7 separate regions of the Mus musculus genome follow, and all the other regions are linked to region 6. Evidence: chromatin loops called from intact Hi-C (ENCODE). Cell type or tissue: left cerebral cortex. All regions are shown on one strand. Links, peaks and the distances in the headings refer to the core of each region. The heading gives the core; the rest is flanking DNA.

Evidence for each region. A loop is a pair of places that touch in the nucleus more often than their neighbours do. Peaks named below come from ENCODE experiments on the same cell type or tissue, not always from the same donor. Only the 100,000 strongest peaks of a DNase experiment are listed, where the experiment ranks them.
Region 1: it touches region 6 in a loop (3-fold over the local background); 2 of 42 quality-filtered maps call a loop at or near these places.
Region 2: it touches region 6 in a loop (2.7-fold over the local background); 3 of 42 quality-filtered maps call a loop at or near these places.
Region 3: a loop joins it to region 6, with 4 times the contacts of the local background. A loop is called at or near these places in 6 of 42 quality-filtered maps.
Region 4: it touches region 6 in a loop (12-fold over the local background); 13 of 42 quality-filtered maps call a loop at or near these places.
Region 5: a loop joins it to region 6, with 5 times the contacts of the local background. A loop is called at or near these places in 3 of 42 quality-filtered maps.
Region 7: it touches region 6 in a loop (19-fold over the local background); 6 of 42 quality-filtered maps call a loop at or near these places.

The regions. Positions count from the first base shown.
Region 1 is chr6:21,428,769-21,433,119 of GRCm38, forward strand. The region is part of intron 1 of Kcnd2 (potassium voltage-gated channel, Shal-related family, member 2); the gene reads left to right. Among named protein-coding and RNA genes, the nearest start is that of Gm52855, 110 kb to the right of the region's middle. In left cerebral cortex, for the core only: no CTCF peak of the experiment used is centred there; a DNase peak (open chromatin) is centred at 2,564.
Region 2 is chr6:21,414,710-21,419,060 of GRCm38, forward strand. All of the region lies in intron 1 of Kcnd2 (potassium voltage-gated channel, Shal-related family, member 2), which reads left to right. Among named protein-coding and RNA genes, the nearest start is that of Gm52855, 120 kb to the right of the region's middle. In left cerebral cortex, for the core only: a CTCF peak has its summit at 2,078; a DNase peak (open chromatin) is centred at 3,756; H3K27ac peaks cover 757 bases.
Region 3 is chr6:19,762,882-19,767,232 of GRCm38, forward strand. No RefSeq gene overlaps it. Among named protein-coding and RNA genes, the nearest start is that of Gm22828, 140 kb to the left of the region's middle. In left cerebral cortex, for the core only: a CTCF peak has its summit at 2,716 (motif pointing right); a DNase peak (open chromatin) is centred at 2,725.
Region 4 is chr6:20,838,092-20,842,442 of GRCm38, forward strand. No RefSeq gene overlaps it. Among named protein-coding and RNA genes, the nearest start is that of Gm38772, 130 kb to the right of the region's middle. In left cerebral cortex, for the core only: a CTCF peak has its summit at 2,254 (motif pointing right); a DNase peak (open chromatin) is centred at 2,249.
Region 5 is chr6:21,422,204-21,426,554 of GRCm38, forward strand. The region is part of intron 1 of Kcnd2 (potassium voltage-gated channel, Shal-related family, member 2); the gene reads left to right. Among named protein-coding and RNA genes, the nearest start is that of Gm52855, 120 kb to the right of the region's middle. In left cerebral cortex, for the core only: no CTCF peak of the experiment used is centred there; DNase peaks (open chromatin) are centred at 2,174, 2,333 and 4,099; H3K27ac peaks cover 362 bases.
Region 6 is chr6:21,211,801-21,216,151 of GRCm38, forward strand. It overlaps Kcnd2 (potassium voltage-gated channel, Shal-related family, member 2), which reads left to right and starts at 3,546. Exons shown (of 6, transcript NM_019697.4): 1 at 3,546-4,351. In left cerebral cortex, for the core only: a CTCF peak has its summit at 2,217 (motif pointing left); DNase peaks (open chromatin) are centred at 2,227, 2,975 and 3,530; H3K4me3 peaks cover 2,230 bases; H3K27ac peaks cover 2,401 bases.
Region 7 is chr6:21,707,070-21,711,420 of GRCm38, forward strand. All of the region lies in intron 1 of Kcnd2 (potassium voltage-gated channel, Shal-related family, member 2), which reads left to right. Among named protein-coding and RNA genes, the nearest start is that of Gm30270, 140 kb to the right of the region's middle. In left cerebral cortex, for the core only: a CTCF peak has its summit at 2,412 (motif pointing left); a DNase peak (open chromatin) is centred at 2,326.

The DNA.
Region 1 (4,351 bases), core at 267-4,266, 220 kb after region 6:
ACCATGATGGAAACGGCATAGACTGTGCCATAGGATGGTTTCGACATAGATATTGTTGCTCAGCTTGCCATCCTGGGCCATACAGTTATCATGCTTTAAATTCGTGGTAATAATGGTAAATAACCAAAAGCTCTGGTAAATTGGTAATAATCTTAAATTTTGATAAAATAATAACCAGACTTGAAATACATTACACAAACTAATTTGTCTCTGAATGGTCTTAGTTTTTAAATTTTTCATTATTGAATTTGTTATCTTTATGGAAGAAGCCTAGGTTTTTGTGCAAAGACTTTGTGCTAGAAACAATTTAGAAATCTTGACTTAAAAATTTAGGAGTCAGCAGAATACATATAGACTGAAAGACTGGAAACCTGTGCCTGACAGGAGTCTTGTGAGACTGAAATCTATAAGGGAAAGTGAAGGAACCAGCAGCATTCTGAACAGTTCACCATCATGCTCTCTGAAATGAGAACCAAGCTGAAATTTGTCTCTGTCAATGTGCAAACAGTGCTGTGTAGATCCCCACAGATAACAGGAAAGAACCTGAAGGTGACCCTTAAATTTAAGCTTTCCAATCATCATTTGTTCTAGTCAGTAGGTTTCCCGACCCTATGTGGACATGCCAAATCCTATTTGCACAAGCCATAGAGAGCATCATAGTGTGTGGAGCTTACACTTGTGCTGGCAATTACACAATGTGCTCCAAGACAACACCATCTTATGGTGGACCATCTAAGGAGTTGACCTGGCTACTCATCACCATGTGTGTGTTGATAGCAACAAGGAATATCTTTGAAGCCTGAAGTCAATCCATGTCAGGTTTCTTGGCATTTTGTTTTCCTGAAAAGTCTTAAATTTAGAAAGGGAAAAAAAAAGCAAAGAAGATTAATCTTTTTAAAGTACTGGACTTTCAGAAACTAGCAATAATTATATTTCTCTATACTAGTTCTTGAGTTTATTGGGTTGTAAATAAGTCACCAGAACTATGTTTGTGTATGTAGAAACCAGAAAAGGATTAAGAGAGAAGTAGTGTTCATGGGGACTTCTACTTGCATGTTATTTCCTATTAACTCTACACACATCAATGCTTTTGATAAAGTTGGTTAAAAATCTAGACAAAATAAATGGAGAATCATGAATTTCTTACCACATAAAGTCTTTGTATCTCAGATAACCTATAACTTTTTACCAGACCTTATGTATGAACAGACACACTCTGCAGCTATTCTGAGGTGAGACATCATCATAAAAACAAACCCTAAAATTTCAGAAAAGCATTTTAAAATGTATCTATTATCACATTATAAGTGTTCTCATTTTTATTTTTCTCTTAGTCCCAAGCTAGTTCCATGGTCAAATGTCCAGAACCTAAAACGGAACTGTTCCAGTTTGTATCTCAACAGCCCCATTTCCTTGTTTCTTAACCACATCCAAGTTGCTCACTCTTTTAATGGCTTTGCTATATTTTTTCTTCTGAACCAATAGTTTTTTTTTTTAAGATGGATTATTTGTGAGGCTTAAAAAATAAATAAATGCATGAAGTAACTGACACAGAGAGCAATTTTTAGCTATAGTTAGAGTGTAATCTAGTAAAAGCAGACATTCTTGGTTTTGTCACTATTGGAGTTGCATGATCCGTAAAAGCACTTATCCTACAGGGAACCTTTAGGTACACATGTCGGTTAATCAAACAGGTATCACTTAAACTAATCCACAGCATGAATAATATTGCATTAAGTAGCCAGCCCATTTTATTCATGCATTTTATAAGCTCTATATGTCAGTTAGCATACTATAACTAAATGCTCTTGCATTAAATTATTTTTCTGCTGCATGCGGTGTGGAGGAGGACAGAAGCGGGCAGACAAGGTGCAGAATGTTACTGCTTTACATAACCTCCAGAATTTTGTTCGTTCTATGGAAGTGTTTAAAATATCCATTATTTCCTCTTCTCAACGAGTTGTGTATTTATTTATATTGGAAGATATCTCAGCCTAATTGAATACAAATGGGACATCAACACGAAAATGAAGAAAGGAATAAAATATTCAACCACAGCGTGCCTGCCATGTTTGAATCATTACCATTTGCCCCAAACTTCTGAACTTCCTTTAACCTTTCCAAATGCAAACCTGTAGGGCTGGCCTCATTTTATGGCTAAGGTGGTAAATTAGGTAACCATCATCACGGGACTTGTAACCAATAGTTGCTTTGCTACCAATGTAGTCATATGGCTGCTGTTTAGTCTTGCATCAGTGCACAAATGTTAAAAGGCAAACGTATGAAGGAGTTGGAATGCAGTAACTTGGATTGGTTTAGAGGCCACATACTACATACTACCTTAACCTACTAGTTTACTATCTGCTAACTAGCTGTGCATCAAAGAGCTTAGAGTAAAATTCTAAAGAAAGAGGAATTTACATTTAATATTAAGAGAAAGAGTAACAGACATCAGTGAACTCCGGTGCATTCTGTGGGCTATGGGTGAAGATATGCCTATGTATGTCCCACAGTTGTGACAAATGTGCCACTTTGGTCCTAGGTGCCAGCTGTCAGGCCATATGTGCAGGTTCTAGGAGTGAGAGTAAATGGGTACACCCTGTTCATGCTACCCAAAATTGTGGTGAACCTAAATTTGCTCTATAAAAATAGAATGTATTAACTTTTAAAAACTATGAAATCAGAATATACTTATAAAGTGCATTGCAACATAGTACAAAGAGTTTGCTTGCTATACTATCCCCAATCATGGTTGTAACTTCAGTCATCTTTTGCTTTGCTTGCCACTGAGATTTTCCAACTTACATAGTAAAGATGCTTGACTAAAACACCAAGGAAAGAAACAATTATTCTTCAAGGCAATTTGTCTGAGAGAGCACTACAGCTAGACAAATACTGAGAGCATTTATCTGGAACTGTTAGACTAACATTTGAACAGTATAATTCATTCACATTTGTTAAATATTTTCTATTTTAGCTCTGTACTTAAGAGATGGAATTGGGATGGATGTCTATGGGACTGAAGAATTAGTTCAGACAATAAAAAATTCACTAAATAAGCATAAGGAGTTGAGTCTGATTCCCAAAATTATATTTTAAAAAATCTTAGTTTTGCAGTCCATTTCTGGCCATAACCTCTGTATTTCTTGTCACAGTTTTTTTGCTTTTCTTCAAAACAATTACAGTCCATCATTTTCTTATACTAATATAATAAGGATGATCATGATATGTTCTAACCACATATTCTTCATTAATCATTGATAATTAATCCCACTAATTTGGCAAAGAAACAAACAAAAGCAAAACAAAGCAAAACAAAAAAGTACCGGAAGGAAATGTAACCAAAATATGGACTTGATAAAGGTAATTATGTATAATTTCTATGTTATCATTTAAGGTTACTTCTGAAACTTGCCAAAAGAGGAAATATGCACTAACACATTTATGTGAGATAAAGTGCATGGTAGACATTAAAGATGATATTGATGTGCAATATGCAGGACTTGTAATTCCCCTATCTCTCATAGATTTCCTCTATGTATGCTTTTATCACCTAGGATTGCCCATAAGTTATCACCTAGTTCTACTTACTACTTGCCCCATTGATAGCAATACATTGTATCACGTTTTAGGGGAAAATTGTGTGAGAAAAGTAGTATTTTCATGTTGTGTAAAGAGGTGGCAGGTAGCAAACTCCCTATTACCATCTCTGTGGGCCTCATACTGATGACAAAACATGGAAATTAGCTTGTCCCCAACTTAGATGATAATTCATGTAAAATATATTTTTCTCTCAGTAACTATAACAAAGGTTTTTTTTTTCTGAAAATGTAAGTATCTACTTCTTTAAGTGATAATTTCCATAAACATTTGTATGTATAGGCACAAGATAATAAAGGAAGCCGGGAGAAAAAGCCCTACCAAACACCTGTACCACTGACTCTATGAGAGTTTATTGTTCTGGCCTCTAGGTGTTATGGTTTCTACCAGATGTGGGAGACAGAATGATCTTACAGTGTCATCTCCAAATAACCATGCTAAATAATCATATTCAAAGTCTGTATAAGGAAATTATGGTCTACTTTAATAGTGTATAAATCATTAATGTGTTTTACATCATTATATGGTTTTATAGAGGTGATAGTTGATTTGACTGTTCCTTATACTTCAAATGAGAACATTCATTTAAGCGAATGCTACCCAGAGAAATAAGTGCTTTCCGCACCTTTGCTGCAGAGAACAATTGAAACCAATGTATTGAAATTCATGACTCATACTTGACTTCAGGCAATATAAACTTAAAATTCAAGGATGTAGTGGTATGTTCAGAGGCAGTGTGAAGCTACCTGAA
Region 2 (4,351 bases), core at 178-4,177, 200 kb after region 6:
AAAAGTCACAGTTGCCATAACTTCTTAGCCCAGTCAAATCCTACTAGAAGTGTGTTCTTTCCCATCAACACTTCACAAATGATAACCAAGAAGATGGAATTAGGACTTAAGAGCTGTTTGTTGTTAATTTGTTTGTTTGTTTGTTTTATTGCAGTTCAACTCAATGAATATTCATTTGTAAGGCATGCTAAAATATCCATTCCTTCTTTCAGAGCATCTGTGAAGCAGACTGTATTCAGGACACAAAAGAGCATACGACTTACTTAAGCAGAAGTCCTAAGTGAATACTGGGTCAATTACAGAAGTGTTTCTAATTTGGTAAAGCCAAGCATGGGCCTTACATTGCCAAAAATACTCCCAAAGCCACACTTCAAAACTAATGTAATAAAAATAAAAGGAAATGATAACTGTATCTTGTGAATTAACTTCCTAGAGTAATGTTCTCTTTTAAGGATTCTGCAAGGAGTATTTCAAATTCTATATCTACACCAAGACAGAAAAGAGTCAACCATCTTACTTTCTATAAATAAACAAAACAGTAGATGAGAGAGTTCCAATATGAGCCTTATATGTTCTGAAGGTAAGAGATTATAAAGGAGAACACAGGTGAAGAAAATGAAAATGTATAGCATAATTAGCTGAGAAATTTCAATTTATCAAGTTTACAACAAGAAAAATAAATGGACATATGAAGTTCATAGATCATCTTCGGCTCTTGCTCTAACATAACATTTCTCAACTACATGCAATGGTCAGTGAGTAGTATTTAAGTTTATGGACAGAAAAATTATTTGATCTTTTTTTAAAAAAATTCAGTTTTATTTTCTTTATGGCTGTTTTGCTTGAATGTATTTCTGTGTGCAGTGTTCATGCAGTGAGCACAGAAGCCAGAAGAAGGCATTACATTCCCTGTAACCAGAGTTGAAGTTTGGGACCCACCAGTTGGGTGCTGGGAACCTAGCCACAGTCCTGTAGAAATGTGGCAAGTCCTTTATAAAATCATCACCATTAGTCTCTGATTTTCTTTATGTATAAAAAAAATTCACTCAAAAACAAGTATTTACAGTAGAATTGGGACCAAGTTACTCTTCTCTTTCTGATGGCTTTCACATTTTCCCATGTGAAAGCTAAAATAAAGGAAATGAAGATTTGCCTCAACTCTCCTCACCTCAACTGCTTGAGCCAGTTTCTCTGCATGCGTGTGTAGAAGTTGAACGAACCTCTGTCTTTCTGACGTAGAAGTTGTGAGGTGACTTGAGAGTGTTCTCATTTTTATTTATTCCCTTCTTATAATCCTTGTCCATAATTCTCCATGTTGAGTATTCTGTTCTGAAGCCACCTTTACTTTGAACTTAGTTGACCTTCTTCATGACCCCCTTACCTTAATGCATTATTTAAAGCCTAAAAGCCTGAAAAGAATTCACTTTCTTGGGTTTTTTTTCCCTTATAGTTTTCTATTGTTGCATTGTTAGATTATACTGTGTTATTTTGCAATGTGTGTCTGTCTGTCTGCCTGTTTGCCTCTCTCTCTCTATTTATCTATCTCTATCTCTATATCATCTCTATCTCTATCTCTCTCACTCTGCATGTTTGATAGATGATAGAAAGATAAAATGCAAATATATATAGGCACACATACACACTACACACACACACACACACAGGGAGAGAGAGAGAGAGAGAGAGAGAGAGAGAGAGAGAGAGAGAGAGAGAGAGAGAGATTCCTCCCTTAGAAAGTGAACTCTCCAATATCAAGCATGGCTATAAAATATCTTCTGCCTATGGTTCCTCAATCATTGAGATTTCCAGATTATAGAAAATAAATACCATTTATTAAACAACCCATGAAATAATTGGTGCCTTCCAATTACATAAGTTTATTTTCTTTCCTAAAGTTCTAGTAACTAACCTTGGAGCATCATAGTCTTGTCCTTACACCTGTGAATTCAATGCTAGGGAATGATTTTTGTCACTGTCAAATAAAGTTCAACAGGAAGACACTTCTCTCATCCTCCAGATATCAGCGAGGAAGGAATGCTCAGTGAGTCTGCAGTATCTACTTTCCATCCCCAGGGGTCCTTCTCTCTTGCTCTGCCTGCCAATGAGTCTCATTCTGGACTTGAATCTAGACAGAAACTAAATGTTCCTAATTAGAAGGAAATGGTTTCCATGTTCATGTTTGGAGAAAGGGAAACCCTTTTCCTCACTGTGACACAGGTCACCAGCTTCCTCCACAACTGAGAGTATTGCTGTGACATTTGTGTTGATGCAGACAGGTTTCCTTAGAGATTTCTATTAAGTGTTACTGTAGACTGAGCACTCTAGGAGCTTTAAATGCTATAATGTAATTGAATTTGAACCACAATAATAGACCTCTAAATTATTATCCCCATAGTTCAGCTTGAAAACCTCAAGTAGGAACAAAATAGGCAACGGTCCCAAGGTCCTCTGTCTGCTGGCGAAGCTTATACTCAAACATTTGTCAGCCTGATTCCAACGTGGTATTTCCCTCCCTATATCCTGATAGCAAATAGCTCTTCATGCATCCAGTTTTTTTTTTTTTAAGACATCATTTTACTTTTATTCTCTGTCCCTAAAGGCATCCTTCAATTACTAAAATTCTTAAGAAAAATCCATTTGTACCAAGGCTTCTCATTTTAAAACATTTAAAATTATCATCTAGAATAGAAACAACAGAAACAATTATCTATTTAGAACACATGTAGAGAAGTGAGTTACAAAAAAATTCTAAAAGCAGCCCATGGACATAGAAGGGGCATTTTTATACCAAAGCTCATTATGTTTTACTAGCAGAAAAAAGAAACCCTAATTTGAGGGTTCAGCCTGCCACAACCACTTTCTTTTCATCTAAAGTAAAAGAAACCCATATAAGACAAAGAGTTTTAAGAGGCTTGGCATTCTACATTCAACCAAGACAAGGAAAAAACTTAATTAAAGATTGTGAAAAAAATTAGTATCTTCCTGGATATGTGAGGTTTCTATTTTCTATTATTATTATTATTATTATTATTATTATTATTATTATTATTATTATTATTATAGTTGTACTTTGTTTTGTTTTGTTTCTTCAATATATGAGGTGAAAAAGAAAATTATTTTGTCCATTGTTTCTACGCATGCCTTCTTGTCAAACCTACCTGTTTCTGCTCCTCCTGCTCCCACCTGGCCTGTCATAAGCTCTCCTGAGTATCAAAATTCTCCTGGGACAGGGTACTGCCTCAGTGGTCCTTTCTTAATGGCAGCATCTTCTTTAGTGCTTCCTGCTCCAGACACACTAGCTTAAAACAGTTCTCTACAGCCTCCAGCTTCAAGGGTGATCTGTACCTGTTCAAGGCATCACAGGTAATTAGCTGTAGTGGCTTGTCAGCTGCCACAAACATGCCTGAGTTGTGGTGGGAAATATTTATAAGAATGGATGAGTCCTTGTATAGGTTTTCAAGGGAAAATATTACTACCTTTTTTCTCAGATTAAACACTTTTCCCATAGTTCTCTGGCAGCAAGCAGTCCTAACCACCAGCTACTTCAGATATTTTGCCTCTTCTCTCACCCCTCCTCTAGACACATTCCACCTTCAAGAACCCAGATTTTTCCACCAGTGCCCTAGTCAAATGCACATGACTCTGTTTCTTAAACTCATTTTCATTCATATTGTCGTGTTCACCATGCACGTGGCCCTGGAGACAGCTCAAGATCTGAGCTGCTGTTCTAAGTGACGTAACTGAGAGAGCCTTCTACGAACCACCGAGGTTTTCTAAGAGGCTCAGATGCCTTTGCAAAGGAGGCTATAAATACATATGCAGATTAATGGAAATCAGGTTATTTTTTGAAATATAGAATGCTATTTTTGTTTTTTAAACAGATTTCTGCTCCCGTTTGATTTTGCTTTTGTCACCTTCCTGAAATCATAATCTTCCCACTCCTGTACTTGTGGGTTTCCATTGCAGATCTAACAAATCAGTGACTAAGCTTAGTAAATTAAAGAAAATTTAAAATATACTAGAGACAGTTGAGCACATACATTTATTCCTCTCAAATAACTTCTAAATTAGTTACATCAGTATAAATGGAAACTATGATGCTTCAGTGTAAGAAATATATAGAATTATAAGGTTAAATCCTCATAATCATATCTGATGTGTAAGGAAAACTAATGAGGTTTTTAATATTAATTACTCTCCCAATGTAAATGTTTTTATAGTAATAGAACACACTCAAGAAATATTATCCAAAAGCTCCAGAAAAAAATACATTTGTATACACACACACACACACACACACACACACATATTCCCATGTATATAAACACATGTAAATGCACACAGGCATATA
Region 3 (4,351 bases), core at 234-4,233, 1.4 Mb before region 6:
CTTTGAGCCTTGATCAGAAACCTTTGTCTTGGCTTTATCCTTCTCTTGCACCCCATCCTTCTTCATTTCCAGCCTCCCTTCCAGGTAAACCCTGTTCATCCATGGCTGCTGGACAGCTACACACATCAGACTTTCTCAACTTCAGTAATCAGATTGAAAGAACAAGTAATGGCTATTTCATTATAATGGTCCTTTGCTAATATCCATCAGTAGCCTTATGTTGAACATCTAGCTTATTGTCCATACATCACTCTCTTGTATGTTTATCTAAGAAAAAAGGAAGCATATGTTTTCAGAAAGCTAATTAATTTACAGCCACAATATTAAGCATCCAAAGGGAAAATTAATACAAATTTCCATTAGCAGTGAGTCAATTTAAAATATTATCAAAGAAGCAAGTAGTTGGTAAGCACAAGCATGTAGATAATTCCCAAAGTCATTAATTTCTATGAAAAAGCCTGGAAAATATGGGATGCATTCTTTCAATACATGCATATGACTATAAGTATTCCTGCATAGATGGAAAGATATATTGAAACTCATGGAGCCCCAAAACCACAGAGCTCTGGTGGAACAATAACCCAATGGAGAGGAATCCTGAGATATGGGAGCCCAGGAACCACATATCTTTGAGAGGAAGCCTCCTCCACAGAGGCGTTACCTACTTTGCCTCCTCTTCTTCACCATTCCAGCTCCCAAATGAGAGTATCTCCAGCTGAGCTGGACAGCTGAGGACTCTCAGCCCTGCTCCACTGCTTCCCTCTTCCTGTCACTGCTTCTTGGCTTTTAATGAAAGTCTTACCAGGTAACAAAACTCATAAAAAGTAATTTATGGGGAGGTGACAAATCCAGGATATGGAGGGATGAATACAGAGGTGGCTGCCTCTGGTACCAGGAGACTACAGTCATGAATTTAACAAAGGACATGGCTTATGTAAGATTTCTTAGAGGGCAGGGGTTTTTCAGGGCAGAGGTTTTTTCCATAGTGGAGATTGGAGGATTTTCCTATTCAGGGATTGGTAGGGTACTGTGGGAAGCTCCGGAGTTGGCTTTGTTTGTTTGTTTTTTGTTTGTTTGTTTTGTTTTGTTTCCTTTTTTACTCCCCTTTTCACTGCACCAAGGTCATGAATTAGGACAGGACTATGACGTTGTAGGTCTGCAAGTGAAATTGGCTAAGGTGCCATCACTGCAGAGCTGCTTGGGAAGGCTGGAGAGCAAATACTGCCAAGGTGAACAACTTCTATAGCAGTCCCTCATTATGGCTATGGGCAAGGAGCGGGAAAGGTGGCATTGCTTTACAGGTGCTGCAGCTTGGACAGATGCTGCTGACATTGGAGAGCTCCTAAGGCCAGAAACTGGGGCAGGAAAGAGATGCCTCTGCTTTGACAGCCCCTGCTTCAAGCTCCTCAGCTACTGCAATAGGTAGATATTTGCATAACAGTAACTTATGTGAGAAAATTGTCAAATGTTAAGGGATAGATGGAGAGTGTGGGGATGAAGAGTTGGGCCAATCTATAATCTGTTAGTAGTTACAAAAGTATAACCAACCATTAAAACGCATAGATCTCTGCTCTAAATGGATCAGTATATATTGTGTATAGATGATTTTTCCCCCTAGACTTGATACAACTGAAAATTTGAAATGAAATGCCACACCCCTATTTCTGGGGTTCTTAAAAATGTTTATTTTACAACAGAAACGTGTTCAAATTCAATAATAATAGAACAGTACTTTTGGCATTTATAACTATTTTCATACTGAAGATAAGAAACAGTGCTTTTTATTGAATATTGTAAATTCATTTTAATTTTCAATAGAATCAACTATAAACTTATTAAAAAGTCAATAAATAATGTAATATTTTTTCATAAGTTTAGTATCTTCTTATAATTCTAATGTAAGATCAAATGTAATACAATCAGGAATTACACTGGTTGTCGACCATACTGAACAAAAATTGTGGGAGTGAAATCCTAGGGTAATCTGTACCAAAATGTTGTGCATGTGGGTAGATAGTTTTAAAATAATAAAAGAAATATTAAAAATTTAGCACCTCCAGAAAAAGATGTATAATACATTGGAAAGCAGCAATAAAATACAGTTTTGAATAAAGGAATCACTGATAAAAATTTAAGATGAAATAGTTTAAATATTGATCACAGAAAACTCCAGGATTCAAAATTACTTTTCCATGTGGGAAAAAAAATTACAAAGTAAATTTGAAAGTTTTAAGGGTTCTGTTTATATAAAAGCAGCCTTTGTTTGGAAGTTATACGGACTTATTAAAAGTTCCACTCTAGACAAATTAAAAAAATTCTCAGCAAGTAATTAAGATATTTTAATGTACAGCCTATATTAAGTTATACAATGGTGAAAGGACTAGAATGAAGAGGTGGGACCCCCTGTAAAATTGTTCTTAACTGAATTCAAACTGGAAATCAACCACAAGATCTGAGATGTTTTATTTTTGTAATTAGTAAACATTGGGTATAGATACCGAAAGAATTAATGATGCATATAGATATAAAATATGAAGAAATAATATTGTACGCATGAGGTGTTAAATACTGTGTGTTGCTGAATATAATTACCATTGTTCATAGATTGGAGTCTTAGACATTATCTTTTTCTTTCTCTTATTGTTTTGATTAATATAAACTAATTATATACAGACTTTACATCAAATCACACCTCCATTTTCAGATAATTTTGCTCCAGGAGATGGCACTGTAGTGCTTTGTTTTATAGTGCAGATACCAAATCTGTAAGCCACAGGTTATTTTCACAATGTGTTGATAATCTGAGCAAATAAACAAACTCCCTTGTCAATATATAATCTACCATTATGGATCTCTTATATAAGGAATTTTTTTAAGGTTTATATTTGAATTAGGATGTGTTCTACATCAATGTTTTATGATTTTAATGAAACCTTTATTTTATGAATATATTTGAAAAATCACGAAACCCAAACAATGAGAGCCTACAATATTTATAATTCCTGTGTCTGAGACTGTAACGTTACACAAAGAAATATAAAACCCACCAATGCATATGAAATTAGAGTTGATAAATGCTAGTAGTATTATTGACAGTGATTATAAGTTCATTCAATATTGTATAATTTCAGCAATTTTAGTTGATACATATATTACTATATGAAGGACTTCTGACTTCACATGAAAAAGATGTAAATAAACTCCTATAGTAGTCTGAATTCAACATAATTGTTGTTCATCAGTTTTTATATTTGTACTTATTACCCTCTATTCATTTCTTTTAGATTCTATGAATGGGATTTTTTTTCTTGGTTTTTTTTTTTGTTGTTGTTGTTGTTGTTTTGTTTTTTTATTTTTTTTGAAAATAGATTCCTTTTCATACAATACAATCCATCCATATTTTCCCCTCTCTCCCTTCCTCCCAGGTTTTCCTGGTCCCCCCTCTCTGATACAGATCTATTCAACTTTTGTTTCCCTTCTGAAAAGAGCCAAGAGTCAACAACCAAACACAACAAGCAAGATACAATGAGACAAGGAAAATACCCCCATATTGAGGCTAAGCAAAGCAACCCAGCAGAAGGAAGAGTCCCAAGTTCAGGCAAAGGTGTCAGAGGCATACCTCCTCAGACTGTTTAGAGTGCCATTAAAACATCAAGCTCACAGGCATAGCATATACACAGAGAACCTGGTGCATACATCTTCTGGCTTTGTGGTTGCTGCTTCAGTTTTGAGCACACGCAAAACATGCTGTGTTGTATAGATGAATTTAAATCTAGAAACATGGCTGCTCTGGCTGGAATTTAGACTGGACTTTAGGACACACCTTTAATTCCAATGTACACAAAGCTAGTTTGTAGAGGAAAGTTTAGTGCAGGTCAGCACAGGCAGTTGATGCCAGAGTATGAGGTAGAACAAAAAGATTAATTATATTGCCAAAGTTAGTTTGAGGTCAAGCAAGTCAATTCAGTGAGAATGTGAGAGAGGCCAGATAAAATCTGTTAGCTTGGAGAGGAGTTTCAGCCATAACAGTTGAGTTGAATCACACAGCAGGGTTCAGAAAGAACTAGAAAGGGTGAGCTTATTTAGCATTAAGCCACTGAGACAACAATTACTGAATAAAAGTTATTTTTACAGTGCTGATTCATGGGCCATGTTCTCCAGGTTTCCTCCATCCCTTCTTACTCCTACAATCTTTCCTTCTTCTCATACATGCAGTTCACAGATCTCTGTCAGGAGGAATCTGATGGAGACCTCCAATTTAGATTCTTAATCTGTATCAAGTCTGCCTGTGGGTCTTTGTACCAGCTTCAATCTGATGCCAGAAAAGGTCTCTCTAATAGTAACTAGACAT
Region 4 (4,351 bases), core at 150-4,149, 370 kb before region 6:
TATGTATATATGTAATATAAATATTTGTATAATGTTTTACATGTAATCTACATATATGTATAATTATAATCAACATAGTACATATATTTATATATAATATATAATACATATATTACATGCAGTATATACCTATATTCCTATATATGTACTACATACTATATTTTAGATAAAATACCCATTTAATATATATACATATATATTCTCTGATATTTACATGTATATAATATTCTGTTTCTGAAACAGGAAATATTTAATATATATATGTATATACATACACACATACACATATATATGTATATATTACAGTGAAAATATCTAAAATGCTTACAATGATGTGCTCTCCACAAATCTGAGTTATGTATGTAATTGTAACTCACTGTACTATACATTCAAAACACCACAATTCATATGTATGGTTTCTCAGAAATGGTGTTTTTAGGCTACTGAATGGTAAAATATAACTGGTCGCATTTTTACATATGAATTTATTAGTTCTATATTCTGTCCATTTGTAGGTAGTTCTAGTAGTTGGATGTAGATGCTCTCCAACATAGGAAGCCAGTACTTACCACTGAACTAAATCTCTAGAATCTGATTTTATTATTATTTTTTATGAAAAATAAACACCTTTTGGGATGTAACATAATCCTCATTATCTTTATTATTATTTATTTTTCTAAATACACTTGAATTTCTATTTCTAAACACTAATTTTCATATTTTTGGTAATAAACAAACGGGATTTCAAGTGAAATAATAAAATTGTGATCATTTATAAGAAATATGTCACTCATGAAAGTATTTTAAACTTACCACAATTACACGCTTTCTTACTCAACCCTATCATGTTTGCTTCTTTAAACCTTGATTACTTTTGTGTTCAGTATTTGAAGAGATGCTGAGGAATATTGATGCCACCACAAGGTCAAAGATCTAATACAAATAGGAAATAGGGAGGTTTGCCTCTAACTCCATAGAGAAGAATAAAAGCACTTGAGATTTGGACTGAGATGCACAGAAACAGAAAGCACTTGGCAAAGATGTAAGAGAGGATTATTACAAGGCTGGGTTCATTGATAGTGCTCACATTAATTCCCTTACAGAAAATAAAAGACTGTCTGCAGAGCAAGGGCAAGGTTGCTACATAAGGAGTTTTGCTGGTATTTTGTGAAAACTACTTCAGTACTAAAAGCTTGGGGGCATTTTACTCAGAGTTGCTTTGAAATGCTTCCTCGTGCTTCAGCTTCTAGAGAGGGCCTAAACAGATCTTAAGGGTGTTTACAAACATTTTTATGTCTATGATCTGTCAAATGTACCTCCTGCATTGCCAGACAACCTCTTTGTCCAAAAGGCCATGCAGCTGCTCCTGCAGTGAGCTAAGTGTTGAGAATATTGCCATGTAATAATTGTGAGGATGGTGAGTCTTTATAATGAATGAATCTTTACTATATAAACTTTACAGTAACACAATGCATCATTGAAATGTCCCTAAGCCTATCACTACAAACAGACACTGTGATTTTTACTAATAAATCCTGAATAATCTTGGAGATATAATCACATCAAATAGTCTTTATTCATTTTTAATAATGATAAATATTTAAACATTATTATTTGGGGAACAGGCTGAGTTTTGAGTTTTATTTGTTTCTAAGTATAGAAGTTAAAACAAATAATGTCAGTCACCAAGCAAACTTTAAGCTAATTATAAATATGCACATATTTATATGTCTATATTATGTCATTTATATGTCTAAATTAATGAGAAGGAAAACTAAGATGATTTAGAGGACCCTGGATTACCAAACGACTCAATTGTACCACATTAAGATCACATTCTTGATGGCTCAGATCATACTGCAAATGAGACCCGGTTCAAACTAAAGCCAAGGGCAGTCAATGAGTCTATTTGCGAAGACCTGGGTAAATCTTATATTGAACATGCCTAATAAATAATTTCTGTATAGAAATAAATTGAGTTTAGTAAAACTTAAACCTTTACCCTCTTGAGAAGTATTAGCTAGCATTGACTAAATTTCCTCCTCAATTATTTCTTTGTAATAAATGTGTAGGCAAATAGGATACATTATCCCTTCTGCTTCTGATATTGCAGTGGAGCAGCTAGTCTGGGAGAACATAGAAGGGGTATTGCTTAATTACGTTACAGATTATTCTCATTCTATAGGTTTTCTTGGAAATAATTACTTATCTCATTAGAGAACAGTTTTGGTTTTCAGCAGTCCATATCATAAACAACACCACAAGATGGCAGTGTTTCAGAAATCACTCCTTTGAACAATCATTCCTAAAATGCTGTATCTTAATGACCAAAAATGTTTAATTGCCATTAGAAGTGATTAATAATTAATGATTCTCTAATGTCTGTGTAGCAATACGCTAGTCGTTTTATTTATGTACTAGAACTGTCAGTTTGATTGTTTCAAAGCATTGGAAAGCATCAACATATAGATCATCTGAGGCCACGAGACTGCCAGTAGATGCATAAATCTCTCACTAGTTGGTGGTTTGTAATTATAAGCTTATTTTTAAATTGTTTGAAAATAATTACTCATTCTAAGACATATAGGTTACAAATGAATTAAGTCATCAGCAAGTGTCTCAATAACGAGTACTAATTTAAAACTCAAGAATTATTCCTAGTAAGCGAATATATTTTTAACGAGAAAAATGCTTTAAATACAGATTTGCAAGTATATAAACTAGAAATTTCAAAATCATGAGGCATCAAGGGGAATTAAAATAAATCATGTTATCATAATATCTGATTTCAGATTTTAATTATAATGTCATTATATTAGTGAAAATATTGTTACCAGTCAAATGTTTGATAGGGCTGCATCTGTGCAATGTCAATTATTTTTCTAGTAGCAAGTATGTTAAAAAAAGACTCATAGACATATAACCCAAATATTTCAATTATAAAGTCAGTTTCTTTTTCCTTATAGACAGTAAACTAGCAACTTTGAAAGATATATAAAAATTCACATTTTCAAAAGGCTCTGTTTCTAAAGAAAATTGTAAGATTTTTCCATGTTAATTTATAAAATTGCATTGCTACTGACTTATGACAACTTAAAGAATTTCTGAAAACTAAACTATTATGCTTTCTGTAGTATCCTGACAAACCTTTCCACTTGGTTTGTTTTTAATATCTATCTATCTATCTATCTATCTATCTATCTATCTATCTATCTATGTGTGTGTATGTATATATATATTCAAAGCTTTAATTTTTTAGAAACTATTCAGACCCAACATTATCTCTGTATACTGTTAGCTAAAATGCCAGTGCTTTGTTCCATCTGTAGATATTTTAGTTCTTTTTGTTCCTTGTTTTTGTTTTCAGTAATTATTTTGTATGTTATAATTGGATGTATGATATTAAAACCTTGAATTTAAATATTGAATTCAGAAAATTTTGATTCAAAATTTACCTAATTGGGAAGGATGAATTTAATATCTGGATGTGTATAAAACAAAATAAATATTTACCAATACTACATATAAGTTCTATGACAGTGTCTATGGAAGATGTCCATAGTGTAACATACTTAACATTGATGCAACTCTCTCCATCCCCAAGGAAGAGCACTGAAACCGCATCCCAAGAGAGAGGCAGGCACAGATGGAAAGACTCCTGAAACCGAGACCTGATTTTCCTAAACAGAGACATTAGGAACTTTGAGTATGAATCAAAATAGAACAAAACTTCCTATTTTTCTAATCTTTATTAGAAAAAATATAAAAGACTACAACAATTTGAAGAAACCATAATAGTCCTTTGTCAAATATTCCAATACTGACTGTATATATCCACAATTATGTTTTTAAATTTACTGTCTTTCCCATGCTATAATTGTCAATAATATGCAATATTTTGCTGATTTCAAATTAAGTTGTGAATGTTTCTATTTTTTCAAATATTTAAAACTACACTAAAATGTTGGAGATTTGGCTCATTGGCCAAGAGCGTCTGTTGTTTCAAAGGACCGGGGTTCCACTCTCAACACCTACATGGAGGCTAACCTCTTCCTTGAACACCAGCTCCTGTGGTACACAGACACATATGAAGGTAAAATACTCAGACATTTAAATAATAAAAACAAATCTTATTTTAAATTTGTCTAATGTATATTAGGGAAATTTTAAATATGGCTAAATACAGTTAAATCAACAAAGTTTGACGGCAGAAGTGTGAGTCATTGGGCAGATTTATCTGTGAAAATCGGAAAACTTACAGATGCAATATTCTGAAACTTGGGAATTCCCTCTTCTCTGAGTCAATATACATTTCCACCATGAGAAAGTTAATTATAACTTCTTTAGTTTC
Region 5 (4,351 bases), core at 206-4,205, 210 kb after region 6:
TGTGGCCTGGTTGAAGTAGGTGTGTCATCGAGGTATTCAAAAAGACTAGAGCCACTCAGGAAACCATTTCCTATCTCAAACTCTCTATGTGAGTTTGTCAGGGTTTTCTGATCCCATTCACTCAGAGATGAATTTATCAGAATTTTCTATTGATAGCCATATGCCAACATTTAAAACTTTTCAGACTTTGCATAGCTTTGGACTTCAGACTTTGGGACAAAGGATTCTCAATATGTATCTTAAAAGACAATTCAGAGTCCACTATGAAAGCAATTATTCAAGCGAAAATGGCAGCAGCAATACTGTTAGGTGACCATTTTCCAGAAGGCACACCATCTCACAACTGGCAGTTTCATTTTCCTCTAAGTTGAGCTTATTGAAAGAGCTGCCTCTATTCATATATTCTACTTCTTTACCAAATTTGCTGCAATAAGCTGATGTCTGCTTCTGTAACCTTGTTCTGTGCTTTAAAGGAACAGGAGGATAATTTGATCCATGACTCTAAATGTTGCTGATCACAAGCAATGCTCACATTACTCATATTCATATATATATATATATATATATATATATATATATATATATATATATATATATATATATATAATATTACATATGTATTATATAATATTATACATATAATCTCTATAGTTATTCAGTTTCATTACCTTTTAAACCATATGGATCTAACTGACTACTGGGCATCTCAACAGCTCCTATTTTAAGCATTTCCAGTGCTTTTAGGAGCATCATTTCCTTAGGATCATCAATCACTTCAGGCTCTTACAATCTTTCTGCCCATCTTAAAATCTTGTTTATAAAGGCCTCCCAGCCTTGAAAGAGGGAGAGTGATTCGGATATCCCATCTAGGGCTGAGAATGCCAGCGTTCCTGATTATCTGCATGTTGTTCCATGTGTCACTTTGTTAACTGCCATCTACTCACAAGAAAAATAGGAAGTTTTCACAACATAGAAACCTGGAAATAATAAAGACGGGAGATTCCCCTCACGCGGTTTGAGTAAAGTAGCATAAGTTTGCAGCTAATAGTATCCCTATCCATAGAGATCAGATATTTTTCCATATCTTGTACTGAAAAGAAGACAGTTTGTTCATGTGTGGCCCCTTCTCACTTTCTCAGTATTGTTCCTTTATCTTGGTTTCCTCTAATAATAATCCTCAGCAAAAATCTGCCTCATTGTAAATTATACTTATAATGAAATTATTCAAGATGATATGAAATCAGCGTTTGAGCTCAGTAGTCAATAAATTTGAATTCATTTTCTAATATTGTCATGAATTCTTCCCCACTTATTATTTGAAGCATTGCAGATCTACTCCCTAACAATTCTGGAGAAAGGAACTTAGAAGGCTTGCAAAACTAAATTCTAGCTGCCTATCAATCTTAAGTTCATTCTGGAGGTCATAAGATAGAATCCCTCACCCTATCTACTAGAGACTCCAAAGGTCCTATCCATCCTATAGCTCATAGTCCTACATTTATCTCCATGGTATAACATAAATCATTTCAATTTCTGCATTAATCCTCCATTCTCTTCCAATGACCTGTATCTCATCTCTCAGAAGGACTCTTCTGATTTCAGTGGGCCCAGTTGGATAGTGTAGAATAATCTCCCATCTCTAGATCTAAAACTTGGCTATATCCTTAAGGTCTCTTTTAACATATAAGGTAATATAGCTTCCAGGGATTCCTATGTAGGCATCTTAGGGCGCTCACTACCATGTTTGTCCTGAAATGGAAAAGGGAATACTATAAAAATATGGCAGTTATATGCAGGATAAAACAGGACCACATAGGAAACAGCATTGGACATACATTTAATCTTAACAAAACCAAGCTTTGGTCATAGGAGCTATGCTGTCTTGCCATCAAGTTCTCAATTTTTTGGTCTAAACTTTGATAGAATTATTGGCCTTGAAAGAAAAAAAAATGTGCTGTGGTAGTTGCTCTTCACTAAATTCTCATTTTTTTCAATTTACTAGAAAATTTACAGTTTAATTTCTGGTACATTGGAGGCCATCAGGTGTTCTTTAAATGCAGCCTCTCTAAAAAATACAGTCTCATCAGTACCATCTGGCAAGCCTACATTAACAAGGAAACAGAGTGGCAGCCTCAATCTGCTTAGGATACATCTTTCATACAGTACAATGTCAAGTAAAGCACAGATGTTTCTGATCTCTAGTTTGAATATGGTCAATGGAGGCTGCGTTATTGCTGCACATTCTATTATTAGCCATATGAACACTGAAGTCTGTGTGTTCCTTTTGTCATCTGCGAGCAGTTTCATAAGCTGTACACAACACCCTTTCTACTAAGCACTGATGCAGGGAAGAAAATGATTGCAACTAGAAGTGGGTGTTGCTGCCTAATACGTATAAATGTAGCAAGAAACCATTAGACAATGAAAGTTAGCTCCCAGATGGTACAACCATCTGGAACATAAATCCATAAAGGTACTTGTGTAGTAGTTTTGCAATGAAAAATCAGACCTCACTGAGAATTTTTAATGGGCACTTACGAACTTCACTGTTAACATTAGTGTTGATAAATGACAATTATACCTATATACAAACTTGCATTCATCAAGGTAGTCTCTAGAAGCTTTGGGCTTCTACTAAAGGAGAAAGTGTATTATAAACTAATTGGTCTCAGGGAGAATGCTTCCAGCTGGTTTAGTGAAAATCTTTAATTCCATATAAGTATAGGAAATAGCATTCATCTATTTAGATTTTCTCTTGTTTTCCCATTTAAATCCCTCGCAAATACTAACTAAATGCTTGCCTTAATTCTCTCTTACAATCTCATTTCACAGTTAGGCGAATAAGATAAAGAGAAATGGTAATTTACTTTCATCCTTAAAGTAAATAAAAAATGGAGTCCCTCTGCTCTAACATGATTTTCTCTGAAGCAGACTAGGAAATGAGAAAGGCTTCGTCTGTACATCATTGCAAAGGGTGTCCTTCTTAATCCCATTATCTTACTTGCAAGCCAGACCTGCAGCATCCTTCAGGCCCTATTGTAGTGGGAATTCTTTCTTAAATTATTTGCTCATAGTCTTCCAATTTATACTTGTAACATTCCTTTCAGAAACATTCAAAGTGACAACTATTTGGAAACTTGTTTTCTGCCACGTAATTTTAGAAAACTACATTCTTTTATGGATTTAGAAGGCCACAGCAACAAAAGTCTATCTATATTCTGTGGTTTTATTTACATATTTATGTATTTTTTTAACACTGAATTGGTTTCTCTGTTGCAGTTTTCTATGGAATGAGAGGTGAAGAACTGAAGGGCTGAATTTTCAATGTGATCTGAGAAATGCGCAATAAACAGCAGAGAGATTGATTTCCTAGAAACCTGTCATAATGAGATTGCATGGGATATAGGCCCAGCTTCAGGATTATTCTTCATTGATCCATGACTTAAAGCATAGACACTGCTGACCTTAAAATCCCTAGTGTTACCCTATTAGAACATAGAAAACATAGTCTCTGGATGATAACATGTTCTGGAAAGACAGACATGTACATATGGAAATATATGATATCTCTCATACTCACAGTTCAGAATTTTGAATTATCAACCCTACACTAAATATTAAATTAAAAACTTACTAGTTTCTCATCTGTTATGCATTTTACTGATATAAATTTCTTAGGTGTCAACCATGTGGACCTCACAAAACATATATAAATTGGATCCCTTCATTGGTCAAGCCCAGTACTCCATCTTTGTCATACCTCTGTAATGGAACAGGGTTATTCATTGGCTGAATATAATGTTAGAGAGATGTGTATTTGAAATTTAAAATTGGATTCAAGATTTTGTCCATGAGTAACATGTTTAAATTCTGTTCACAGTGAAGTGATACATATAATTTCATTCTGGCATTTTAAGTGTCTTTAGTAGATATACTGCTTTTTAGCATTAAATATGTTCTGTGAGTTCATTCTTAGCTCCCCAGTGTCAGAAAACTTCAACAAAAGGACATGGGAGATTCTAACCGCGCTAATGTTGTTAGAGAAATCATCATTAGTCAATGTTCTGTTTCAGCAGAGGACTGGGAGCTGAATTCCCATCTCCCTTTCTGTCTGTTTTTATCTGCCAGATGCATAGGATATTTCCCCAGGAAGCTTCAGTGCAATATGACAGAGGCAGAAACTAAATTAAGCGCCCAGACTTTGGCCAGGAGCTGGTGCAAAACAGATCAGTTCAAATTTCTCCCATTCACCCCAGCAGGCCACTTGTGTATTTTATTTCTGATTAAAATTATGAATCTGAAATGAATACATTAAACTGAAAATTACTCCACTCACTGATGGACACTTTGT
Region 6 (4,351 bases), core at 185-4,184:
GGCATGGAGGTTTGGGGAAACTATTGCACAATGAAAGTAATGATTAGACCAGACATTTCAAGGCTGGGATTAAGCCCAAGAGGACTGTCTTCTCCTCCTACTACAGGAGACTGTCAACTCCTGAAAACAGAAAACAAAGACTCACTACATATCAATACACTCGACCTTCCAAAACTACTGGCCACTTGACCTTGGATTTCTGGCTTCTAGAACTGTGAGACACAAATATATGTTTTCATAAATTTCCCAGTTTGTGACAGTTCAAGTGGACTCAGAGGATATGAGTGTTACCTTCTGGCTGTGATTTAATAGGATTTGAAGTGATACCTTTAGGGGAAGTAGATGATAGTTATAAGGAACCCATACCTATACCTATACCTATACCTATACCTATACCTATACCTATACCTATACCTATACCTATACCTATACCTATACCTATTTTTAACTGGTCTTAAGATTGTTCTTAACAACAACAACACCTCTAAATGCCATGTAAGAATGAATTGGTAGTCAGCATGGGATGGATAGTCAGACATACTGGGTCACTGTGTGTCTGCTAGGGGAAGTAATAAAGGAATGAGTGCCATCAGGGTCCTTTCCTGGTCTTCACTTATCAGGAGAGGAAAGGAGAAACTGATATGATTAGGAGATGGTAGTGAATTCAATTTTATTGTGCTGAGTTTTCTTTTGCTTCCCATTTAATCAATATGGTATAGGATACAGGATGGGAAGGAGATGGGGATGAACTGGAATCTTGGGAAGGGGAAGTGAAACACAAGCACTCTGTTGGGTTTTCAATCTCTGTATGTTTCAATGAACAACTGAAAATTAAAATGTCAGGTTCTTGCCTGTTGGGAGAGGGAGATATGCTTTATTCAGAGATAAAAGCAAGTATGATGTCTGTGGGAATTTCATGCACAGGCTGGATAAGATGAATTGTGTGAGCATTAAAATAATAAAACAGCTAGTTTCCATGTTCTTAGTAAAACACATTGAAACTTGAAAATATTATCTTTCATTTTTACAACAGGGCTAAAATGTTTTGCTTTATTATCTTTATTTTTCATTCATAGACGTTAACTAGTTTGTTAAATAAAATCAAATCAGTACACTATTTCCTGAGCAAGGATCTGAATATAGATGTGTTTAACCTAAGCTTAAATCTAGGTAAGTTTAATTCTCTGCACCGTGAGTAGCTGCTTGTGAAGAACGGATTACAACGCCTTCCCAAATTGTAGATGTTATGTTTTCTAAGGCTTCTCATGAAGTTAAGTATTTATTTTATGCTTGTAAGTATTTGATCTCCCAGTGGAAAGGGTCTGCTTCAAAGTCTGTTCCATCCTTACAGGGTAGGACGATATAATGGGCTTTTAGTACCTATGCCTCCTACTTATTTGGGTGGCTTGCTTTCTTCATCTTGCCAAGGTGCCATCTTTTTTATTTGTGCTAGCTTATTTTTTTATAGCAATTGGAAGGCAACCCCCTCCTTTCAATTTGCTAGTTTTCAGCCTTGCAAGCCTTGCAAGCATCCTTCACTTGGCTAATACAAACAAACAAACAAACAGCAGGTGTCCTAAACTTCCCTGGCACATTAGCTCCAGCCTTACGACCTACCAGCCCTGGAATTCCTAACCCGGCACGGGTAACTAAGCACAGAGAGCAAACATCCATCTTGACAGTTAAACCCATATAATACAGGGGATGTTTATTCTCATTCTTTGATGATTTTTTTCTATACTTTAAGTTCATAGGTTCTCTTTGAGCATCCATTTAAAGTGGGCACATCAAGCCTAGAGTCTTTTGGAAGTCAATTTCTTTACAGCAAATCACAACCCACTTTCCTTCTAAACAAAAGACAAAGCCTTGAATAATAAATTTTTATGTAGAAGTCAGTCTGCTCTTTCTAGTGAACTCCACTTTTCAATGGTCTTAATGGTTTTGTTGATCATGCTTTGGTACTTCACATGTAATTTTTCAAAGACATTTCAATAGGAAACTCTGTACATCATATTCCATGTCCATCAGAATGCAGTCTGAAGCCTGAACAACGCGTGACATATAAACACTGAAAAGGTGGGTGGTCGCAGGAAATTTAAAGATGTTTACGTGATCAGATTCTCTGTTGAATCAGTAAATTTTTCTGATCCTTTGCCTTTCTAAAGCGGCAACCTTGGATGTAAATTTAACTTCTCGCCACTCCCGCCATCTAGTGGCCATGGTTGTTAAAAGCTTGGTTTTAAGGAAGACACTTAATGACTGGGGGCGGGGTACACGAAGACCAAAATCGGTTGGCCACTACAATTTTCCTGTCTCTCCTCACATCACTCACCCTTCACCCGGGCACCTTTTCTTTCTTCGGTCATTTTAGATATGGGCAGGGATGCGCAAAGGGCATGAAGAGACACACACTCTAAGAGACTCACGCCCCTGCACACTGACATTTAGAAAAGGGTCTAAATTCTCCTGTCATTTGCAAAGGACAGGGGGAAAGGAGTTGTGGCAAGACCTAACCAGAGGAGATTTGTGTGACTTTTCCAGCAAGTTGGACGGGTAATATATTAGCCTTAGTAACATTAATATCTGTTTTGAACATACATAATTTAAAAAAATAAATAAAGGAACGTGGGAGAGTCACTTAAAAATTCTGTCGCGGAGCTTTGCAGGTTCTGCGACCCAGTCGCCCCCCAAAGGCAACCAATTCCTTCGCGTTCCGCTCTGTTCACCCTCCTTTCCAGCTTTTCTCGAATCTTTTTTTTTTCCTTGCCCCCCTTTCCCACGCTCATCTGGAACCGGGGCTCCGGAGGCAGCAGTAAGCCACCGGTCCCCTTCCTCCTCTCTTCCATCAAACAGCCGCGGCCGAGTGCCTTGAAGCTTCCCTTTGTTCATCCAAGGCTCGCTCATCCCCGGGGTAGAACCACCTGGATGCTCTCGCTTGGTGACATTTGGCGTCGAGGCTGGTGGGTGGCTAGGGTGGAGCGAGAGGAGCCCGAGGGGGCGGGGGCGGAGAAAGGTCAAGGCGAGGGAAAGGCAGGAGACGCCTTTGCCTAACCTGCGTGGCGGGGCTTGCGTGCGGCTCTCGCTCTCTTCCCAGCTTATTTATCGATCGCACCGGCAGAGCTGCGCGCGGTGCTCGGGGGAGATGCGGGACCACCCACTGGCGGGGAAGCAGCGAGCGGCCCTCTCGCGCCCCCGCGCCGCCGAGCGCCTCCTGCCTCCGCGCCCGGACGCCAGCCCGCTCCCGCCTCGGTCCCGGCCCCACGCCGCCACCGCCCGCCCCGCAGCCCCGCAACCCCGCAGTCCCGGCGCCCCGCAGCCCCGCAGCGCCCCGACCCCGGGGACGCCGGCCGCGCAGTAAGTTGGCAGGAGCGAGTGGCCTGGGCGGCTCGCCTCCCCCGCACCTTTTTGAACTTGTTGCTGTTGGCTCTGCTCGCCTGCGCCTGGCTTTTGGGAAGGTGACAAGGAGGAGGGAGGCACGGAGGGTGGGGGAAGGGGACGGAGAGCTCGCCAGAGCTTTATTTATGCTCCCCGGGAGCCTGGGATCTGGCTGCTCGGGAGCCGCTGGCTCTGCCTTTCCCTTTCCGGGTACAAGGCGACAGCAAAGTCTCTATGCAACTCAGCCCCGGTGCGCACTTTGCCAGGTATGTACCGCGGGCGAGGCGCGTTCTGCGCGGAGGCAGATGCTGCTGCCGCCACGGCGGCGGCGGCTGCCAGCTCCCAGGCTCTATAACTGTCACACTGCACCTGAGCTGAACTTGAACAGAGAGTGAAAGGGCCCATCGGGCAAACGCTCTCGGCTAGCGCAGAGGGTGTCAGTCGTCGTTGTGGGGGGGAGAAAGAGCTCTAGACCGACGCCCCCCGCCGCGAGCCCTGCACTTCACCTCCATCTCTGCAAGCGCAGCGTGAGTACAGGCGGCCAGCGGACTCCAAGGGACGCGGGACAGCGGCTGTGACCGCATCTCCGGAGCTACAACAACAGGTCGTCTTTTTGAGACGCCTTTGGCGGGAAGGACCACTTCAGCAAAAGGGGAAGGTGAAAGGGTTCTTTCTTTTAAGAGACTACCACTGACTGGTTGACTTTCCCTGTTTCCTCTCTCCTGCTCTATATACCGACCCCATATCTACCAGACTGTATCAGGGGAGAAGCGAAGACACCTGTTTGAAGCCAGGCTGTCTCCGAAGTCACCTGTACGTTTACATGTGCCAGGACCTGCCCTGGTCCAACTGTTGGCAGAGATTTGTTTAGGCTTTATGGAGAGAGATTTTTAGGTCACTGTATTTTTTTTTTCTTAGTATTCCAAATACTTCTGTGAGGGAAACCTGACCTTCTTGAGTACTGTGACTTGACCTG
Region 7 (4,351 bases), core at 150-4,149, 500 kb after region 6:
AACCCCGCACAGAGACTGCATGTTATCTGGTAGAGGAAAGAAGATTGAAGCCACAGCAGCAGGTACCTGAAGGAAGCCACTGTGTGAGAGCAGCACATCAGGACTACACACGAAACTTCCCGGAATAGAAGAACACAAATAGGCCTCCTCTGGAAGCTGTTGCTGTCAGCCCGAAGCCAAATGGCCATATTTGCGGGAACCTTGATCTGCTTGCTGGGATAATTTTATTTCGTTGAAAGACAAGCTCGTCTCCTCTAATGCACTCCCCAGGTAAAACCAGAGTGGAGCCAGCTTGGCAAAGCAAGCACCATACGATGGTCTTTGCAAAGGATTGCTAATGCTCCCGACTTACATCAGCCTAAGATCAGCAGTGGCAGGACAGGGAGAAAGGGAAAGTCCGCCCCTTCCAAGGATGGTGTGTGAGATTATGATAACTGCCACTGGCTGGGCGTCTGAGCTCACAAAATTCTCCAAACAACTTCAAGGCATTTAACAATGCTGGCCATAGTCACATGACAATAAAAAGCATGCAGGAAGTGGGGAAATGTCGGGTTGCTACCCCTTCATCTTGTTTAAAGTCACTAGATTACAAGCAACTCCTCTGGGTATAAGAAGGAAGATACATTGATAATACTGAACCACTTTGTGTGACCATTTGAGAAGGTGCCAGAGAGGAACAGAAAAAATAATGAACTGCTCTGGTCCTGGACATGAGAAAGAGAACGAGAGAGAACTATCTCTCCTTGGTGTCTCCCTTGTTTCTTATTTGCCTCCAGACATCATCTTGACAGATTTATTTAAGCACTAAACATTTATTGAGCTCTAACGATTTGCTCAACAACAGACAAGGTCTGTGGTAAAGTCACTTGATACTGATGACAGGATCCTTGACCTGTTCCACCTCATGGTTTGGCAAGAAAGTACAAGCCTCTAAAAAGAAAACCAATTACAATTTATTAGTTGCAAGGTATAAAAGAAAAAGAATGAGTAGTCTCACTGGACCCCCAGATAAATGGTCAAGATGTTCTTCAAATGAGAACTGACATTTGGGCTCTGTCCATTTGAATTGCAGTTTTCTCCAAAAGATGTATGCAGTAGGAATGCAAAGAAACTTGTTCTAAAAAGAACAAAGTTGCAGTAGCCCAGCATCTCCATTTGACCCAGGACAGCTATGAGTTCAGATCAACATAATATTATAAAGTTACTCAAAACCTTGAGGGTTTTTTTTTTATAAATAAATTGCATGGTTATTGAGCATGAAGTTTAGATATGATAATATGCAACATAGCGTCAAAAGTCTAGACACGCCCAGTGTTAGAATGATGGAAGTAATATTATGTTCAAGTAACAAAAACAGTTCTGTGTTGATTGTAATACATCAGATGTGTGGATGAGCAGCTGAGGGAGAACCAAGGGTCCATTTGTGAAATGCTATGAGGATCTGAATCATAATAAAGAATTTGATCTCTTTCTTCCCGGTGACGGACACTAAGGTCTTCTGCCAAGGAAAGGGATGATCAGGATAAAGCAGACTGCTGAGGCAGAGATGAGGTGGAAAAGCAGAAAGTATCTTGTACTGTCCCACGGCTGGGGACACCATTCCTGTTGAAGCTGGACAGTATTCTTTGATTTGAATGTATGCCCCCCCCAATAATCAATTATACATTTACTGTCATAACTTTTAAAAAATGATAAAAATCTACTTGAAAATAAGAAAACATTCTTCAGACAGGACTCTGACGTCTCTTTACTGTTGGCATTCGTTCAGGCAATAAATATTTTATTAGGTCATGACGTTGCAACCGTCTGTTCCATTTATGAACTTTAAATCCTTCCCTTTGTGATATGAAATATGGAATTCAAGTAGAAAAATCAAAGACAAAAGAATTTGTTGTTAAAAAGGCAGAGTCCAAAGAAACCCAGTGAGTAATTCTGAATAGAAAACCCTTTTGGGTGAGAATGCTTAGCCCATGGGCTGAAGGCGTGGTGACTCTTTCATCCTTCCTTCTCCATTTCTATATACATCCTGTCCTTAAAAGTCCCTCATTTACACTCCAGAGGCCTAGTAAAGAGCTTCTTGTTTAAAATTGGGCATTAGTGATAGCTCACACTGTCACTGTAGAAGAGGACTTATCTTTTTAGAAGAAGCAAAATATTGTCAGAATTAGTTCATATCCTTGAAATTGGGTAATCTGTGAAAATGGTGGGATTTTTTTGTGTGCTGTTCAACTATTTCCAGAGTAATAAGATGCCCAAATATATCCTAAATGTTGAGCGTATGTAGGCAAAGATAAGGGATCTGTGCAGGCAATTTACTGGAAATACTTCTCCGCATCTCAGCTTGAGAAGACCAGAAAAGACCTGGTTTGTTTCCAAACTTTCGTTTAGGTTTTTATGCCCCCTAGTGGGCAGTTAGTATTAATGCAGTTGCAAAATCATGTAGCTCATTTGGCAGCCTTTCTTTTTGGTCAATTGAATTCAGACTCTGTAATCAATAATATATGGCATTGAGATTCCCTTAATGGTTACAATAATGTTTTAAATATTATTGAGCCATAATAGTAACTTAGCCAGAAGACCTCAATCTATGAAAGAGAATCTTCCATTTAAATGGTTTTCTTTCGTTTGGCTATTCAACTCTCATAGACTCGGTTATAGAGTGGTTGTCCAGTATGAGTGAGGATTTTCTTCTCCTTAAATCAAACAAGAAGGTCTCAGGAAAGGGAAAAATTATGTGAAGAAGCAGAACTTTATTCCAGACAATTCACCATAGAGGGTCCACATTTACCCCACTGAGCTTTATTCATGAATTCCCTGAACGTCTATTTTCTTTCACTAAAGACCTCTAGTTGTGAAAGAGAACCATCTAGTTTCCCCTTTGTCATAGAGGCTGAATGTGTTAGTTTTCTGAACGATAAAAAGATTCTAAAATATACTTTTAAAAGAATAATAGTTCATAGATTGGCTGAAACAAAAGATAGCACACAATTCTTGAAATAATGTATGTGAAATTCTCAAACTATGTAAGAGAAGGGGATTGACTCTTTGGGCAAAATAGGCGAGAACAAAGTCATTGCTGCTCTTAGGCAAACATTGATTTCAAAATGTCAAAGAGCAATCTTACCACTGTGAAATTAATACCAGAGCCCCTCTGGCAAAGAAGGTCTGTCCCACAAGCAGGTGTTATATGGCAACACTTTAAAAAGTCATTTGCTATTTGCAAACATAGCAGCCACTATAAAAACTATCCATCAAACTGTGATCCTTCTAGATTGCAAGCTGATGGCAGAAAATCCATGAATAACATAGCCACTGAGACCCTAAGGGATAGAAATATTAGTTAATAAGTAATCCAGTTTCCGGGTCAGAAGAAATTGTTTTGTATACCTCTTGGATTAGCACTCAAGCCAAAAGAAAAACAGAAAGAAAGAAAGAAAACCCTCAGATACAAAATCATAATCAGTCACACACGCACACACACACACACACGCAGAGAGAGAGAGAGAGAGAGAGAGAGAGAGAGAGAGAGACAGAGACAGAGAGACAGAGAGAGACAGAGACAGAGACAGAGGCAGAGAGACAGAGAGAGACAGAGACAGAGAGAGACGGAGAGGGAGAGGGAGAGAGAGAGAGAGAGAGAGAGAGAGAGAGAGAGAGAGAGAGAGAGGTTCTTCCACCAGGATATTATACATATTATGTACTTTCATCTAATTTCTAAAGAAAGCAATCCATCTTTCAAACATGCCTCCAGGAATTGATTTGTGCCTAGATGAGTTGTTTGTATTTTAACTAGTTGAGTGGTTGATACACAGTAATGGACCCACCCAGCACCTGGATTCCTCAGCAGACATGACTGTTCTGGACTTCACTACATCTACCCGGGCTCCAGTCATTCTACTTCTCATACCTGGCAACTTGTGACTTTCCATCACAGAACAACAAAGGATTGGGCATGAGGTTGCGCACTGCATTCACTCTAATATCAACACTTTCTTTCTTCCTTTGGAACAAAAATCCCTTCTATGTGAATGATTGTTTTTTTAAACATCACTCCTGTCTCCTTTCTCAGTGTCCCTGGAAAACAGATTTGTAAGCCAGGACTTTTCTAGGGATATTACCCATTACAATGGAATATTACCCATTATACTTTTGTTGTGTGAATGTATATATATATGTATATATATTCTTCATATTAGATAAGCAAGAAAAATAAAAGTCATATGAATAAAACTAGAGGTCTACCAATGGAGCATTCAAAACTATGTAAAAACTTTGAACTTTTTGCAATTTCTTAGCTGTTAATTTTTTTGTAAAAATGTCAAATGGTGAAATTAAATGGATATAGATAAAA